Regions from separate parts of the Homo sapiens genome. Here region 2 is linked to region 1. A link is a contact called in ENCODE Hi-C or POLR2A ChIA-PET data. All regions are on one chromosome and are shown on one strand. Each heading gives the region's core, a stretch centred on a gene start or an enhancer-like site at or near the end of the contact. The rest is flanking DNA. Distances are from core to core; before and after follow the strand shown. Region 1 holds the start of MIR181A2HG (MIR181A2 host gene). Region 2 overlaps OLFML2A (olfactomedin like 2A).

What was found. Hi-C counts contacts between places; a loop is a spot of excess contacts on that map. ChIA-PET counts read pairs that join two places held with the same protein, here RNA polymerase II (POLR2A). Pooled maps may share reads with other maps.
Region 2: POLR2A ChIA-PET joins it to region 1 with 11 read pairs in PC-3. The contact joins the enhancer-like site here to the promoter of MIR181A2HG in region 1. A Hi-C loop is called at or near these places in 1 of 50 pooled maps. POLR2A ChIA-PET finds 5 or more read pairs at or near these places in 7 of 52 experiments (H1, K562, MCF 10A and 4 more).

What each region holds. Positions count from the first base shown.
Region 1 is chr9:124,656,844-124,661,478 of GRCh38, reverse strand. It overlaps MIR181A2HG (MIR181A2 host gene), which reads right to left and starts at 3,043. Exons shown (of 2, transcript NR_038975.1): 1 at 2,738-3,043. All of the region lies in intron 2 of NR6A1 (nuclear receptor subfamily 6 group A member 1), which reads left to right. RefSeq lists enhancers at 2,006-2,055, 2,877-2,996.
Region 2 is chr9:124,809,753-124,813,956 of GRCh38, reverse strand. It overlaps OLFML2A (olfactomedin like 2A), which reads right to left. Exons shown (of 8, transcript NM_182487.4): 8 at 1-4,149. The coding sequence ends at 3,545. Among named protein-coding and RNA genes, the nearest start is that of OLFML2A, 35 kb to the right of the region's middle. RefSeq lists enhancers at 743-1,244, 1,746-2,248, 2,249-2,749. Within about 2 kb of position 2,921, at least 10 of the 41 ENCODE cell types and tissues checked have a DNase peak (open chromatin) inside an H3K27ac peak, as active enhancers do; they include PC-3 and PC-9, where a contact is called at or near this core.

The DNA.
Region 1 (4,635 bases), core at 1,794-4,293:
GATCACAGAAGAAGGGCAGAAGAGCAAAACCATTTATAGCTTCCTTGTGCAGGGTCTCCTCCTCCTGTTGAAATGGACACCAGTCTGGCCTGTTGGTGCTCAGGTTGCAGCATGAGGGCCTGGACAAGAATCCATGTACTGTTTCCCCCTGCTCGTTTCTTGAGATTGGAGAAGTATCTCTCCCTCATTCACTTAGAATATCCATTAAATTTATTTTTTAGGTCTTAAGGAAGTAGAGGCAATTTCTGATTTAGCCAGGGAGCTACACTAATTTGATAATAAAGTGTAGTTTTTTTTTCTAGTATTCCAGAATAAATTCTTGGGGCTTTGATTTTAATTCTTTGTTTTGGAAAATACAACCCAGAACTCGGAAGTTTTCTGTATAATGCTAGCCTCTAAATTGGTATATATATTCTAAAGAAACTTTTGATGGAATTAAATAATAGATTTTATGTGATATTTTGGAGAGAAATTAATGTCCCTCGAGTTTTGATGTATTTAATTATTTTCTTTTGGAATTTTAAAAAGATACTAATTTTATTACATGTCACTTGTGTTACTAAGCGTATTTTTTTCCTGACATTTTATTTATAAAATGCTCTCCTTTCTACCAGAGTGTACAGCTAATCAACTCTGGATGCTTTTGATATTTCTTACTGTGCCAAGGGCATTGAATGAAGTTCCCTGTAGTGAGAAAAGCGAGCACATGGGACTCGTGACTTTATGTACTCCAACAATAGAGCTTTTATGACATTGGAGGTGGTTAAAAAAGCTAGAAGTAGCTCTTAAACATGGCATCTCTGTGTTGCCTTTTTTTTTTTTTTTTTTTTGTATTCTCAGAGCTGCCAGGAGTGCATCGAGCCTGTAATTTCCTGTTCTCTGAATCCCCCATCTTTCTGCAGCTCCAAGCTTTGTGTCCCACAGCCTGTGACTCTGTGCTAACAAATCGCTATTGTCCAGTGGGGCGAATGGTGGCTGGAACTAAAGAATTGCTGTCTGGTTTCTATTCAAATCCAGGTAGCGAGATATATGAATGGACTTTTCGAATCGTCATGTGAATAACGTCTGCTCGGCATGAAGGCTCAGAGCCATGCTAGGAAGGATTAACTCGTAGGCTGACCACTAACATCCTTTGTGGTACGAGGGAGAAACATTCCCAAGTATCATTTTATTCACACTTAATTTTCTATCCCATACCCCCAAAATAAGGCTAGCTATTTAATTAGTTGGCTGCTTTTCTCTTAATTTTTAGTGTTTCTGTTGATAATGTGTAAGTTTGGGAAAATGCTAAGTAGCTTTTCACTTAGAACACTGTTATTTTCTCTTTAAAGTTTTCTACCTTACATTTATTATAGCATAGTTATCTTTATAGCATAGATGCAGAAAGTAAGAGAGAGCTTGTTTTTTCAAGAAAACAACCCTTTAAAATACTTTCCAACCCATGAAGGGAAAAATCCTCCTTTTTTCCCCCAAGTGCATTCTACTTATTACTTTGCATTTTTCTCCCAAAGTCCAAATTTATGCAAAGAAAATAGAAACAAGTTCAAATGCAATGCATTAACCAAATAAAACAAGTCTGCTTCAAATTAGGAACCAACCTAAGCATTTGTAAAGTGTAGCAGAATCAGAATTCTTTTAAAAATTAGATTTGGAACCTGAACTATATAATTCATAATTCTCATTTTTCTGTGGAAAATTATTTTATCTTTCTCCTGTATACCTGAAAAAATGTCCATAGGCTTAAAGGGTCATGCTTTTACATTCCTTCCATATCACAGGTACTATGAAGTAAGGAGACTTTTAGGTTTCTTTTTGTCTTAAACTCAGACAGCTTTGTAAGCAGTAGTGTGTAGATTACAAGAGTTAGACAAAAGCAGGCGCGACTGAGAAGAGTTGGTGGGGGAGAAGCTTGGGGCACTTCCTGTCACTCAACACATTCCAGATCACTAAAAAATTTCCACACCCTCTGCATTCCCCCTTGCCCACTCCAGTTCCCGGTATTTTCTGATTCCATATGTTGTGGTATTTACCATACTTCTCTCCCTCACTAGGCTCTGGCAAGACTGCTTCAGAGGGGATGCATTCCTTTAGATTGCACAAAGCGGAGCTGGGAAAATGGCTGGCAGTTTCAGAATCTAGTCACGATCGCACGCATGAGCACCTCACACATCCATGTCCCTACCCGCCCCCCCGCTCCCGCCCCTGCAGCTGGCTGACCTGTCTCACCCACTGCTGGCCTATCGAACGGCCAGGACTGTCTGGTTTTGGCTCGTGCCTTTGTCCATGTCTGGCTTAGTTCCTCTCTGTCTATGCTTGCCTCTACCCCCACCGCCCCAGGCGGCACAAGTGTTTGGCCACACAAAACTAGAGATAGAAAAGGTGGTAAAAACTTCAAACTTTTCTAAATTCTCCAACAGTTTATTTCTTGTGAATTTCTTCCTTCTTTAAATACTCCATTTTAAGAAAACAAAAAAATTAATTATCTAAAGGCAAAGAATGGAAAGCAACCTTTGTGTTCCTTATAATAACTGACTTCATAACTCTCTCCAGCTGCGTTATGGGATGTGTATAAAAAGCTTCTGTTCTGAGAACAAAGGAGCACGTGCAGAAATGAGACGAAAAAATCCACTGACAGTATTCCATTACACAAATTACTTAAAAGATTTTAGTCAAGCCCCTCAACAGATTCAATTTTAAAATGGCTTTTAGTTAAAAAAAAAAAATTGAAAGTGCTTACCCAGTAAAAGAACCGAAGTAGTCCTGAACTGTTACGTAAGACTTTTTACAGTTGGATCTTTGTCAAAAGGGGATGGGGGTGATGGGAGAAAGCAGCAACGACAATCAAAAAAGTTCGAGCTGCTGTGGCTAGAGGACAACTTCTGTGTTTCCAGATAGGATTCTTGCTGTAGAAATGGAACTTCCAGCCAGCACAGCATCCTGTCCCAGTAGAGAAATGAGTTTGTCAGTTAAAACAAAAAAAAAATTAGATACTGGAACCCAGGCTAGACGAGGTATTGAACCGCGCCAGATTTCCTTGCAGCCCTGTCTGCTCAGCTCGCATTGAACTATATATGACCCAGATGATGGACAGAAGCACATTTAGTCATGTGCACACTGGAAGAAAGCGGATTTGCTGGTCCCTGGCAGTGCAGGGGTTTGTCTTCTGATTGGGCTGTGCCCTGATCGGTGAAATGTGAAGCCCTCACCATTCAGAGGCCGTAATTCAGGACTGGCAGTTTGAGTGTCTGGCTGCCTCTAGTCACTGAGAGACTTTGAAGGTGTTGCTTTTGTTTGGTGGCATTACCCACCCAGAGGTTGCTTACACCTCTCTACTTGTGTCAGAAGAAATACTAGTCTTTCTGAAATACAAATAGGCAGCCGATTTTTCCTGAATCCTAAATCACCCTATTGTTGATAAACTTGGCTCTAACTGAAACCAATTATTTGATTTGAAAATTTATTGTGATCCTAACCAAGCTTCATATCCAGACCAACCCTTGGTCTTGATTTTATAGGTTTGATAAGGTAAAAATAAAAGTGGCATATTTGACTTTGAAGCCTCTATATGATATAAATTGCTCTTAATGAAAATTGGATAGATGGACAACAGAGAAGTGAAGTTTTAGATTCTGGAGTGTTTGGATGTATGAGGAAGAAGCTTTATGTCTTTTTATCCCCTTTGTGAGACTGTCACTCTTGTCCCAGTCCTAGTCACATTAGGGGTTGCTGGGGGGGGGAAGCTATGAAAGCATGGACCCTACTGAGCTGTGACATAGCCTTTAATCATGCAAGACAGCCACGGTCTGCTCTCTTCAGTCTGTCTGAACTAGGGTCCTTGGGGTTTATTTTCCATCTTTCTGAGCCACTGGGAAACCAGGTCATTATACAGGACTGTCATTTGTGACATTTTTGTTTAGTACATGGCAGTTGCTTTGTTTATTTAATGCAAGTTGACACTTCTTTAAAGTTTCAAAACAGTAAAGTTGTTTTGTGAGACCTTGACTCTGATATATGAAATCTACTCTACATGGACCAATCATTTTTTTCCGTGGACTTTCTTGTCTCTTTAGAAATTAGCTTATAGAGTCCTAAATTGATACTTAAACATACCAATAGTTCTGTTTATTTCTTGCCTTTCTCACAGTTGTTGAAATAATTCCATCTGTCTCTTTTGCTGTAAATTTTGGGTTTGGATGTTTGTACTTGGAATTTTTTAGATGTTGACTATATTATGCAGCACCTTCCATATGAGGACTACCCCAGAATTATTCTCTTGTCTTAACCCGAGAAAAGCTGTTTTGATGCACTATTAGATATAAGAATGTTCGAAAGAAGAGGAGATGAGCACTCTCTTGCTTTTTGTAAGCCACAAGACAATCTTTTTTTTTTCTAAGTTGTGGTAAGGTATATGTAACATAAAATTGACTGTTGTAATAATTTTTAAGTGTATAGTTCTGTGGTGTTAAGTGCATTCACGTTGTTTTGCAGCCTTCACCACCATCCATCCACCACAGAACTCTTCTCCTCTTGCAAAACTGAAATTCTCTACCTACCTGTTAAACACTAACTTGCCATTCTTCCCTCCCCCAGGCCCTGGGGACAACCATCATTCTACTTTCTCTTTGATTTTTTGTT
Region 2 (4,204 bases), core at 1,672-4,171, 150 kb before region 1:
CTGGTCCCCCTCAGTCCAGGCCCTCCCTTGTTTGAAGTACCTTTTGCCAAAAGCAACAAAGCCCAAGACAGGTAAACAAACAAACAAACAAACAACCTCAAAAGCTGTTGGGGATCAGGTTTCCATGACAGCTCACAAGTGTGCAGTTGTGGGCTGGTTCCAGTTCCCTACAAGAAAAACCTTTCCCTTCCTCACCAACAGGACAACATCCAACTGTCTTAGAATTTTTTCTCTGTAAATTTATACTTGACTTTGTTCTAAATATGACTGGAGGCATCCACTCCTTGGCTTGGCATTCAGGCTTTTTATGAGCTGGCCCCAACCTCCTTCTTGGGGCTTCTCTGTGGATGCAGTTTAGGGATAAAAGCAACAGCCTCCGTTTCTGGAGCTGCCACTGGAGTGACAGGCTGGTGGCAAAGAACACGCACTGACCAGCGCCTGGAACAGGCTGAGCTGCTGTGTGAGCCTGGGTAAGTCTCTTCTCCTCAATGTCCTCATCTGTAAAATGAGGACATTCAGGATACAGACCTCCCACTGTTGTGAGGCTGCAAGGATACGCCCGTGGCAGGCTTAGCACAGCTGGTGCTCAGTTAATGATGATGGTTTTCTTACCTGATTTTGAAACCTGGTTCTCCACTTAACTGCCTATGTGACGAGCGACCTAACTGTTCTAGGCGCCAATGTGACCATATGTAAAATGAAGAAACTGGCCAGGCGTGGTGGCTCATGCCTGTAATCCCAACAGTCTGGGAGGCTGAGGCAGGTGGATCACCTGAGGTCAGGAGTTTGAGACTGGCCTGGCCAACATGGTGAAATCCTGTCTCTACTAAAAATACAATTAGCTGGGCTTGGTGGCAGGGCCCTGTAATCCCAGCTTTTCAGGAGGCTAAGGCAGGAGAATCACTTGAACCCGGGAGGCGGAGATTGCAGTGAGCTGAATCGCGCCATTGCATTCCAGCCCGGGCAACAAAAGCGAAACTCTGTCTCAAAAAAAAGAAAAGAAAAGAAAAAAGAAAAAACTGACCATACCCACCACATAACCCACTTACAAGGGTATGAAAACAGAAGAGGCCTAGTGAATGTTTGTTTGGCGGCTGTGGCCAGGATCGTTCCCCCAGAATGCAATGCTGCTTGCCCCTTAACTTTTAAAAATCAGCCTATTCTCACTTTCCTTTTTTTCAGATTAATGAAGAAAGGGGGGCCTTCTCCTTCTTCTCACATGGTTGGGCTATGATGTCATGAAAGACACAGTCTTGTAAAACCCACACCCAGGGCCAAGGGAGATGCCGGGGCCTCGAGGCCCCCTGGTGAGTCTGGAAGAGGAGCCTGCAGTGGTTAGTTGGCCGGGGGTGGGGGCTGGATGTGACCATGATGAGTCAGGCCTGGCTGGGCTGGTTGTCATCATTCCCCTGTATTCCAGGGGTGAGTTAGAGCTTAAACAAAACAGCACCTGACAATGCCTGAAAGAAGTGTATTCTGCACAAAAAGCATTTGCTGGCCAGGCGCAGTGGCTCATGCCTGTAATCCCAACACTTTGGGAGGCTGAGGCGGGCGGATCACCTAAGGTCAGGAGTTCGAGACCAGCCTGGCCAACGTGGTGAAACCCCTGTCTCTACTAAAAATACAAAAATTAGCTGGGTGTGGTGGTGGGTGCTGTAGTCCCAGCTACTAGGGAGGCTGAGGCAGGAGAATCGCTTGAACCCAGGGGGCAGAGGTTGCAGTGAGCCGAGATCGCGCCACTGCACTCCAGCCTGGGCGACAAGAGCAAAACTCCAACTCAAAAAAAAAAAAAAAGGCATTTCTTTACACTCTTACACTCTTGGCTGTGCAGCTGACCTTCCTAACATGGCAACTGGTATTCAAACATACAGACATCCAGGGAGCTGGCATTGGGACAGAATGAAGGCAGCAAGGGCCAGGGGGCAGGTGAGGATGAGCAGTAAATGTCCTTCACAGGTGCTGGGGTGCCTTCCCAGGTAGGGCAGCCTCCATGTGCGGAGAATAAAGGATACAGACAGAACCCTTCTGGAAGGAGATCGGCTGTGCCCAGCTCCCAGTGTGACACTGAGCTGCTCTCTAAACTTTTCTGAGCCTCTTTTCTCTTTCATGAAACAGGGAGTTGGGCTAGAAAATTTCTTTCCAGCTCTAAAAATACTGTCTAAAAAAGCAGAAGAGGGGCAGGCTTGAAGGCCTCGTCCTCTGGGCTGTGTGGGTCTGAGGCTCTGGGGAGCCACCAGTGGCCCCGGGCAAGGTGGCCCCCGTGCATCCTCAACCCAAGTCCTGGGTCGAGCCAGGAAAAGTCCAGTCTGCAGACCCTCAGTTCTTCCCTCCCCGTTCCCACCCTCTGGTTCTCTCCTGCAACCAGAAGAAGGCCTGATGCCTCCCCTGGACCCAACTACTCACACCATGTCTTCTGCAGCCCCCAGGCTGCTGGGCCAGCCTGCCCAGTGACCAGGTCAGGGCTGGCAAGGAAGAGGGAAACTGTGCCATCCTGGCACCACACCAGACTTGGGCCTAGGGTCTTATTCATGGCAGACCCGGAGGTATCCCTGAGTGTGTAAAGGTTGTGGGTTTGAAAGCCCAGAGAAAAAGGACAAGGCGGACTCCAGGCCCAAAGGCTCTGGGATGAACCAGGGAGGGGACCCAAGGCCTGACTATGTGAACAACGCCAGTGCTTCTGGGTGGAGAGGGAGCCTCAGCTCAGCTCCCCACCCTGGCAGAGCTGCCGGCTGCCTTCTCAGCTGCTGCTGCAGAAACAAATGACGGCACTGATGAAGAATAAGAGAAAATAAAAATGAGCATAGAGCAGACAGGGGCCTTGGAACAGAGGATGGGATTTTCTCTCGGGGTGCGGTTTCTGCTCAGCAGCTAGGTGACGGTAGAGGTTTGGAATGTGGCCGGACAGCGGGTGGGGTGGGCTGGGCTGAGGGGGCTGGCCAAAGACAAGAGACAAGGACATTGGCTAAGGGGCCCAAAGCCCAGGGCCACCAACAGCTCAGCCAGAACAGGGCCCTAGGATGGCAGGCAGAGCCAGGGCCTCCACCCCACACCAGTACACTGGCCCTAAAGACCTCTGGTTCTGAGTGGCCCTGGGAAGGGAGACTGGGTTGAGAGAACAAGGGAGACCGGGGAGATGGGGGAGGGCAGGGAGGGGAGGGCGTGGTGAAGTCTCCTCATCCCTAAAATGGGGCTGTCCTGAGAGCACAGCCTGCCTGATCACAACTGAGGTGTTAGGCAAGGGACGGTGCCTCTCTGAGCCTGTCTCCTCGTCTGTTAAATGGGTTCATGATCTCTACCTCCAAGGGAGGTGCTAGGAGAATCAAACGGGTAAGTGTGTGGGAAGTGCTTGGCACGGTGCTCTGCAAGTGGAAGCAAGTATTACCCACTGGGTGCTGAGGAAGCTCAATCCTGGTGACCACCTCATGCCCAGTCCCAGCCCTGGGCTGGCCCCCAATAAATATTTGCGGACTGGGTCAGTTGCAGGAGCTGCTGTGCAAAGCCCCTCCCGCACTGCTGCCCCTCTCCGGGGAGCACAGGTCTCCACTCAGACCACGAAGTGGAGGGTGTAGGTGAGCTGGTGGCCATTGTCCCAGGCGTACAGCACCCGCTCCTTGGGGTTGTAGTCGATCTGGGTGGTGTAGGCGTGCTCGTTGAGGAACGGCAGCTGGGGGCGTGCGTCGGTGCCCGTGTGCGTGTCGAAAGCGTAGGCGACCTGGCCTTCCTGCTGGTTGTACGTGTCCACGGCATACAGGATGCCGCACACCAGGAAGCAGTTCCCGTAGGAGTTCCGCCGCAGCCGTGTCTTCCACGTGGTCTCCCGGTGCACGGAGAGATCGCCGGGGTCCAAGCGACTCAGGACGATCACCTCGGGCTGGGCCTCATCGCGGTCGTCCACGGCGGGGTAGATGACCCACAGGCCGCTCTCGTCCACGGCAAAGTCAATGTCCGAGTGTCCGCGCCACTTCCAAGGTGTGGTGTCCTCATATACCACGTCGGGCAGCAGCGCCCAGGAGGCCACGAAGCGCTGCCGTAGGTCGTACTTGATGATGTTCTTGGTGAAGGCGCGGTTGTAGTAGAAGGCGCCCTGGTACACCACGTGGCCTGTGCCGATCCAGTTGTAGGGTAGCTTGTACATGTTACTCCAGCGGCCTGCAGGCGAGGGCGATGGTCACCCCAGACCTCCCGAGCAACCCCAGCCCACCCA